Linked DNA regions of Homo sapiens: region 1 is linked to region 2. The links are chromatin loops, found by intact Hi-C in ENCODE. Cell type or tissue: OCI-LY7. All regions are shown on one strand.

What was found. A loop is a pair of places that touch in the nucleus more often than their neighbours do. Peaks named below come from ENCODE experiments on the same cell type or tissue, not always from the same donor. Only the 100,000 strongest peaks of a DNase experiment are listed, where the experiment ranks them.
Region 1: it touches region 2 in a loop (5-fold over the local background); 3 of 110 quality-filtered maps call a loop at or near these places.

What each region holds. Positions count from the first base shown.
Region 1 is chr6:159,149,851-159,153,850 of GRCh38, reverse strand. No RefSeq gene overlaps it. Among named protein-coding and RNA genes, the nearest start is that of FNDC1, 18 kb to the left of the region's middle. In OCI-LY7, CTCF peaks have their summits at 2,193 and 2,396 (motif pointing right); a DNase peak (open chromatin) is centred at 2,390.
Region 2 is chr6:159,006,588-159,010,587 of GRCh38, reverse strand. The region is part of intron 1 of TAGAP-AS1 (TAGAP antisense RNA 1); the gene reads right to left. Among named protein-coding and RNA genes, the nearest start is that of RSPH3, 8.4 kb to the right of the region's middle. RefSeq lists an enhancer at 1,192-1,481. In OCI-LY7, CTCF peaks have their summits at 1,611 and 1,812 (motif pointing left); a DNase peak (open chromatin) is centred at 1,817; H3K4me3 peaks cover 512 bases; H3K27ac peaks cover 633 bases.

The DNA.
Region 1 (4,000 bases), 140 kb before region 2:
AGTGAGACTCCATCTTAAAAAAAGGAAAAAGAAAAAGAAAAGAAGATTGCTATGAATTATCATACTTATTTTGTCTACCTATCATAATTACCTCATCTGCTTATCAAATGTTATGTTAATAAATTTGAAAATTCATATAAAATAAATAAATTCCTGGAAAATTATAACCTACAAAATTTGACTTTAAAACAATGGGAATGACCAATCGGTCCTGCAATTATTAAAGAAATGTAATTAGTAGTTTAAAATCTTCCTATAAAGAAAATAGAAGGCCCAGAAAACTTTATGGACAAATTCTAAAAACCTTTCAATAAAAATTGTTCCAATCATCTGGAAAGATTAGAACATTTCATTTAGAAAAACTAAACAATCCCCTTGTAGCATTCTTGTGAGGTTAATATAGCCTTGATGCCAAAACCAGACAAAGATGATATGATGAAGGAAAATTACAGACGATTAACTGATAAACATTGATACAACAATTCTAAACAGCATTAACAACCAAATGCAGCCAAGTCTAATCTTGTCCAAATTTGCTCTATCCCAGGAATTCAGAAGAGGTTTAATATTAGAATAAATGTAATTTACCACATTTAATAGAATGATAGAGAATAACCATACGGTCTTCTCATTTGACGCACAAAAACTATTTGATAAAATTCAACATCTTAAAAAAAATTCTTAAACTGAAAACACAAGAGAGATTTCATAAACTGATGAATAGCATCCACAAAGAACCAAGGGCAAACATCACTCTTAATTGTGAAATATGAGAAGCATGGATGTCCACTATCCTGAGGTCTATTCCACACTGGAGGCCTTGGCAAGGAGCTTTTATCTATTTCAGGCCTTTGGCAGTTTCTCCTTCTGTCCGTTGCATTGCTTGGCACATGAAAGACAATCTTTTCCACGTATCTTAGTAACAAAACAACACAACTTTATTTACTTAAGTAATCTTCCTTTCTGAGATCCTATAAAACATCCTGTAACCATATGGGGGTTATTGATTTAATTTTGCTTCATATATTTATTGACATTACATTACCATTATTTATTGGCTGTCAAAGATTTTCAGCAACACTCCTATGCAAAACCTTGAAAAGTCCTCGTTTCAATACTATGAATCTCTCTCCTCTGGACAATTTCCATTTTCTTTTAATCTCAACCAAGGTAGGTGAAGTGAGGAGACAAAAATCAAATGTGTAAATGTTTTCCTTTATTCATTTTACAGGAAATGTTTCAAGAAGTTGGGTGTGGGCATGGCTTCATCTCTTCACACTGTCTCCAGTACACACAGTTGTTGGTGATTGTGTACTCGCTGTGGTTCATCTTTACTTATGTTCATCTTTGCTTTATTTAGATTTTCCAAAAATCACCTAGACACTTTTTTCCACACAGGCAAGGAGCCCTCTGTGCACACAGGACATTACTTTAGTGATGTTACTTGCCCAGTTAGAGAATCTGAGTTCTTTTTCACATGCCTTCAATTCAAATCACAAATTATGCTACTTTTACAGATGGTTTACCTAAGAATAAAGTAATTGGCAAACATGATGTTAATTAAAGGAGCTTTTTGTATCATGCCTGTCCATTCTTTTGCTGGTATTTGCTGGTGATGTCATTATTTACAGTTGCTAAGGTGATCATGTAAGAATGCTTGGTTTTGGAATACTTAGTGTCCAAGTTTGTGGCTCACATCCTTACGAATCACTTCACTTATAAATGAAATTAATTTGACACTAGATCATTTTATCAGTTATGCCTCTGGCAAGTTAATATAAACCAGTTGTTTTTTTGGCAATAATAAATAATTTATTTGTTGGCCAACCCACTACAGCAAGCAGCATTTCTCTCACTTGGAAGTAAGCAACATCACTCTATCGGGAAATTGAAGTGGTATTGTATTAGGAAGATTGAATAGAGGAGACTCTCTGTTCATAACACAACAGAACTATTTAAAACAAATCAAAATAAAAATGAAGCCCAGACGCTTCCAATTGTGGGTAGAAATACAAATGCTACCTCCGATTGGAAGACAATTAGAGGTATTTGTCAAAATACTAAACGAACATATCCTTTAGATCATTGGCAAACAATAGAGACACACTCCGGCTAAATGAAGTAAAAAACAAACAAAAAACTCAGGATATTTGAAAAATATGGAAGAGCTCCCTGGATTAAAGAAAAGGCTGAATAACAAGGTCTCCAGAAAAACAAGATCAGAAAAGCTCTAGGGCAGAAACAGTTGCCAATTTCTCTAAGGCACCTCTTTCTGGACAAATCATTTCCAATAATTTTCCATTTTTGTGTTTCTTAAAAATTCAAGTTCCCAGGAGGAAGCATCTGATTGGGTTAGTTTGGGTGGCATGACCTCCCTTCTCCACAAGAGGGCGGCGTACAGAGTTTTCTGGACGCCGGACAAGCACAAACCACATGGATTTGTGTCAACAGAAAAGCAGAAGACAAAAATTAGAGATATTTTCTTATTACATCTCCATTTCCCCCAAAAGAAAATGGAGGTGTTATTATCAGAAAGAGAGAGAATGGAAGACAGGCAGATAAAAACAACACTTGCTCAATCTTCTTTGCAATATAGCAGTTCCACTCCAGTGACTTTTCAGACCGCTGGTAGAAGTCCAACTTGCTACCTCAGATATAAAGAACATGTTCATTTAATATTTTGACAAATCCTTCTAATTAGAGAACAATTAGAGGGATTGGGGACATTCAGAACCAACACTGGTTTCATCACGTGTTTTATGATCCCACCCCCTCTGCACCTGTCCTGGGCTGCTTGAAACACCTATTCACCCTTAAAGACTCAGCCCAAGGTTTACCCGCTTTGAGAAACCTTTATATCACTGGCAAACAATAGAGACACACTCTGGCTAAATTAAGTAAAAAACAGAAAACACGCAGTGTTCAAAGAATATGGCTGTCACACAGATGATGGATAGTATTTTTGCAATATTACTTTTAATAATAAAAGTAAAAAGAATACAGAGTCACATCAATAAAGCAGTAGTTAAGTAAAGTATTGTCCATCCAGACTGTAGAATTCTGAGAGCCACTAAAGTCAATGGACTGAAGTTACACGGATGCAGGAAGCTCTCGAATGCATATCAGCAGGTGGATAAAGGAAGTTTCAGAAGAGCTTGTGAAGCCTAAACATGTTTCTGTAGAACTATAAAGGATACACATTGAACAGGAAAACTCATGAGATCTAATAAGGAAACTTCCTTATTTTTATCTTTCACTGTTTCTTTAAAATATGTACAGTGGGAGTGGGAAAAGTTCTTCCCGACTCAGGGAGGAAACTCAGGCAGTGTCACGACTCCTGTGAATTTGTGAGTAATAAATAAATTCTAAGGTTGCTCTAAGTTAGAAACACTGTGTCAATTCCGTGACTAAAAATGTCAAATCCTATGTAATAGGCTGGGCGCAGTGTCTCATGCCTGTAATCCCAGCACTTTGGGAGGCCGAGGTGGGCGGATCACCAGGTCAGGAGTTCCAGACCAGCCTGGCCAACATGGCGAAACCCCATCTCTACTAAGAATACAAAAATTAGCTGGGTGCGGTGGTGCATGCCTGTAATCCCAGCTACTCAAGAGGCTGAAGCAGGAGAATTGCTTGAACCCGGGAGGTGGAGGTTGCAGTGAGCTGAGATCACGCCACTGCACTCCAGCCTGGGCGACAGAGTGAGACTCTGTCTCAAAAAAAAAAAAAGTCGTATGTAATAGTAAAAATTCCAAAGGATTTAAAATTGGATATTCTGCCACCGCCCAGCTGGAGCCCGCTGTACCTGGAAGACTGCAGAGTGCGAAGCCTTCTCTTCTTTCCTTTGATTTTTCCAGACCCTTCCAGAGTCAAGGTAGGAAAAGGAGTAGGAAGAACAGGAACAGGAATGTTCTTGCCCAGCTGGAAATGTTTTAGGCTTGCTTCACTCTCATGCGTGCCTCTGTGAGTTTCTAGAGGCCTCTCTGGGAAATATTCCACAGGG
Region 2 (4,000 bases):
CTCCTGAGTAGCTAGGACTACAGGCACCCGCCACCATGCCTGGCTAATTTTTAAACTATTTAAAACTGGAAAAAAAATTAAAATAGAAAAATTAGCTGGGCATAGTGGCAACTACCTGTAGTATCAGCTATTCTGGAGGCTGAGGCCAGTGGATGGCTTGATCCCAGGAGGTTAAGACTGCAGTGAGTCATGATTTTGCATCACTACACTCCAGCCTGGGTGACAGAGTGAGACCCTGTCAGGAAGGGAAGGGAAGAAGAAGGGAAGGGAAGGGAAAAAGAAAGAGAGAGAAAAGAAAGAAAGAAAAGAAAGAAAGAGAGAGCGAGAGGGAGGGAAGGAAGGAAGGAAGGAGGGAAGGAAGGAAGGAAGGAAGGAGGGAAGGAAGGAAGGAAGGAAGGAAGGAAGGAAGGAAGGAAGGCAGGCAGGCAGGCAGGCAGGCAGGCGGGCGGGCGGACGGGCAGGCAGGCAAAGACATGCAGACTCAAGGATATTAAACTGTTTCAGAGCATGTGAGTTTTATTTTTCAAAACTGGAAGGTCAGCATTAACTGACAATGGCACTCATAAATTCAAAATTCTTATTCTCTTCATCAAAATCAAGGTAATTCTACGTCTACTTCTCCAGCCCCAGCTTCTCACCTTCTCAAGCTATAGGATGTTGTCATGCAGGTGCCCTACAATCACAATATCAAAATGTTCCCCCACAAGGTAGGGGAGGTAAGTTTGGGCCAAAGAGAATAAAGGCACCAGACAGAAGCAAAGGGGAATGAAGGGTACACATGCTGCCGTCATTCCAATCTCTGATTCCAGCAATGCCTAAAGCCCACCCACAATGCTGCCATCCCTGAAGGCACAGGAACCACCCCATAAACTTCAAAACATGCCCTTCTGCCAAGCAAATTCAAATTGGATTTCTCCCTTATGCAACCGGGGGTTCTCACTAATACAACTGCTTTACATAATACCTATATTGCTGTAAAGTTCGGTATAAATAATTTTTATAAAATTTTTTAAATCTTATATTTACATAGCACTTCATAATTTTCTAAATTGTTACACACATTATCTCTTTTGGTATGCAAAAATAATTGCTTGAGATGGCCAGAACAGCATTTACTATCTATCGTTTTAAAATAACAACAACAAAATAAGACAAAGAATAATTTAAATTTTGCATGAGGTCACATAGCTAGTGAGAACAAAACAGGAGATGAACTCGAAGCTTCTGACTCCAAATCCAATACTCTACACCCAGAACTCTGGTCTTCTGATTGCTAGCCCAGTGCTCCACGCACCACTTGACGGCCATGCACATTTGTTAAACATACTAGAGACTGTCTTTTGAAAGGAAACCTCTCCACCATGTAAGTAACTGCCTTCTAGTTAGCTACTTTGTTTCGCTTTTGTTTTTGTTTTTGTTTTGAGACTGGGTCTCTTTCTGTCTGTCACCCAGGCTGGAGTGCAATGGCGCAATCTTAGCTCACTGCAACCTCTGCCTCCTGGGTTCAAGGAATTCTACCGCCTCAGCCTCCCGAATAGCTGGGATTACAGGTGCCTGCCACCATGTCTGTCTAATTTTTGTACTTTTGTAGAGATGGTGTTTCACCATGTTGGCCAGGCTGGTCTTGAACTCCTGACCTCAGGTGATCTGCCTGCCTCAGCCTCCCAAAGTGCTAGGATTACAGGCATAAGTCACCGCGCCGGGCCAAGTTGGCCTACTTTGTAAATATGATTTTTAAAAATAATATTTCCCTAATACAAGGTATACCTGGGCTGCAATTATTTCGCTTACTAGAAGCTAATGAAGAATTAGTGACACCTTGTGGCAAAAGCTTATTAATTCATGTTCTACTGCTACCCATTTGCAGAGATGTCCAAAGGCTTCGTGCACTTCACTAAGAAGACAAGAGCAAAACTTTTGGAAAGAATAACCTAGGGTTGCAACTCTGCCTCTGTAACTAGATTCTCTCTTCAATCACTCTACATGGGCTTCAGTCCCCTCCTCTTCACAGAATCTGTGTGACTGTCAAGTTTACAGATGACTTCCAGGTTGGCAAACTCAATGATTACTTCTCAAGTCTCACCTTTCTCAACCTCTCAGTGGTATCTGACCAGGTTGAACACACTGTTCCTAAAACCCTTGGATTTGGCAAAATCAGTTTCCCTTCTCCTTTAAAATGTTTTAAAGCCATCTAAGTGCTCATGAGTACCAAATTTATATCTCTAGTTCCACTGAACTTCAGATTCGCATCTCTAACCTGCCAATGTGACGTATGTATTTGGATGTCCAATAGCATCTGTCCAAAACAAAACTCTTGGTCTCCTACTCTTTCCAACAATTGACTGCATCGCATAAATAACATGATCATCCTGTCAGTTTAGTAAAGCCAAAATCTTAGCAGTCATTCTGTAGTCCTCCACTACTTACTATTAGTAAGTGGCAGTGAGGAGTAGAGGAATAAAGGGACTTAGTTCGTTCTCTGAAAGCTCCCAAATGTACCTCTTCTCTCCATTTTCCCTACTATCACCCTAATTCAAGCCAGAGCCTCTCATTAACCTACTCAGCACCTTCCTAACTAGCAACTTAATCTTCACCTCTTACAATCCATTCTTCACATAGCAATCAGTGATCTTTTTAAAATATAACTCAGATGATATCCTTTCTTAAAACCCTTGAATGGCTCCCCATAATCCCAACTCCTCCTCCATTCTACAAAGCCCTCCAATTTGCCCCCAGCTTCCTCAAAATGCTCTAAAAGCTCACGTCTAACCACTCTTCCCCGTCATTCCATGTTCTAGCCACACTGGCCTTCCTTTTGCTCCTTAAACATACAAGCTTGTTCCTTCCTTAGGAACAGTGCACTAGCCACCGCCCTCTGTCTGGGCGGCTCCCCCAGAACTTCATGTGGTTCGCTGCTTCTTATGTCACAAGGTCTCTAGTTAGATGTTACCTTCTCAGGCCTTTTCTGCTACTTAACTGAAGGCAGCTACTCATGCCCCCCAACACCACCACAAAGTTTTTGTTTTGTTTTCACCAAAGCTTTTATCATTTCATGAAATTTTCTTTTTTTCTTTTTTGATTTATTTGCCTATTATCTACTTCCCTACAGTAGGACAAAAGCTTCATCTATCCGAAGCTCTTATAATACTGCTCAGTACAGGGAAGGTGCTTAGTGTCTGTCAAATAATGAACTATATTAAGTTCTCCCTTGCATTCTCTTACTGATGTGGTTTGGATCTGTGTCCCCACCCAAATCTCATGCCAAAGTATAATTCCCAATGTTGGATGTGGGCCTGGTGGGAGGTGATTGGATCATGGAGGTGTTTTTCATGAATGGTTTACTGCCATCTACTTGATACTGTCCTCAGGATAGTGAATGAGTTCTTGCGAGATCTGGGTTTTTAATTTTGTTTTGTTTTGTTTTCTTTGAAGCAGAGCCTCACTCTGTCGCCCAGGCTGGAGTGCAGTGGTATGATCTCGGTTCACTGCAACCTCTGCCTCCCAGGTTCAAGTGATTCTCCTGCTTCAGCCTCCCAAATACCTGGGATTACAGGCACACACCACCATGCCCGGCTAATTTTTGTATTTTTAGTAGAGACAGGGTTTCACCATGTTGGCCAGGCTGGTTTCGAACTCCTGACCTCAGGGGATCTTCCCGCCTCGGCCTCCCAAAGTGCTGGGATTACAGGTGTGAGCCACTGCGCCCGGCCAAGATCTGATTGTTCAAAGGCATGGAGCACCTCCCCTTCTCCCTCTTGCTCCTGCTCCTGCCATGTAAGACACCTCACTTCTCCTTTGCCTTCCACTATGACTGGGAGCTTCCTGAGGCCTCTCCAGAAACAGATGCCGCCACACTTGCTGTACAGCCCGCAGAACCATAAGCCAATTAAACAGCTTTTCTTTATAAATTACTCAGCCTCTGGTATTTCTTTATAGCAATGTGATAACAGACTAATACATTTACCTACACTTAAAAACATTTCTGAAACCATAGCCTTTC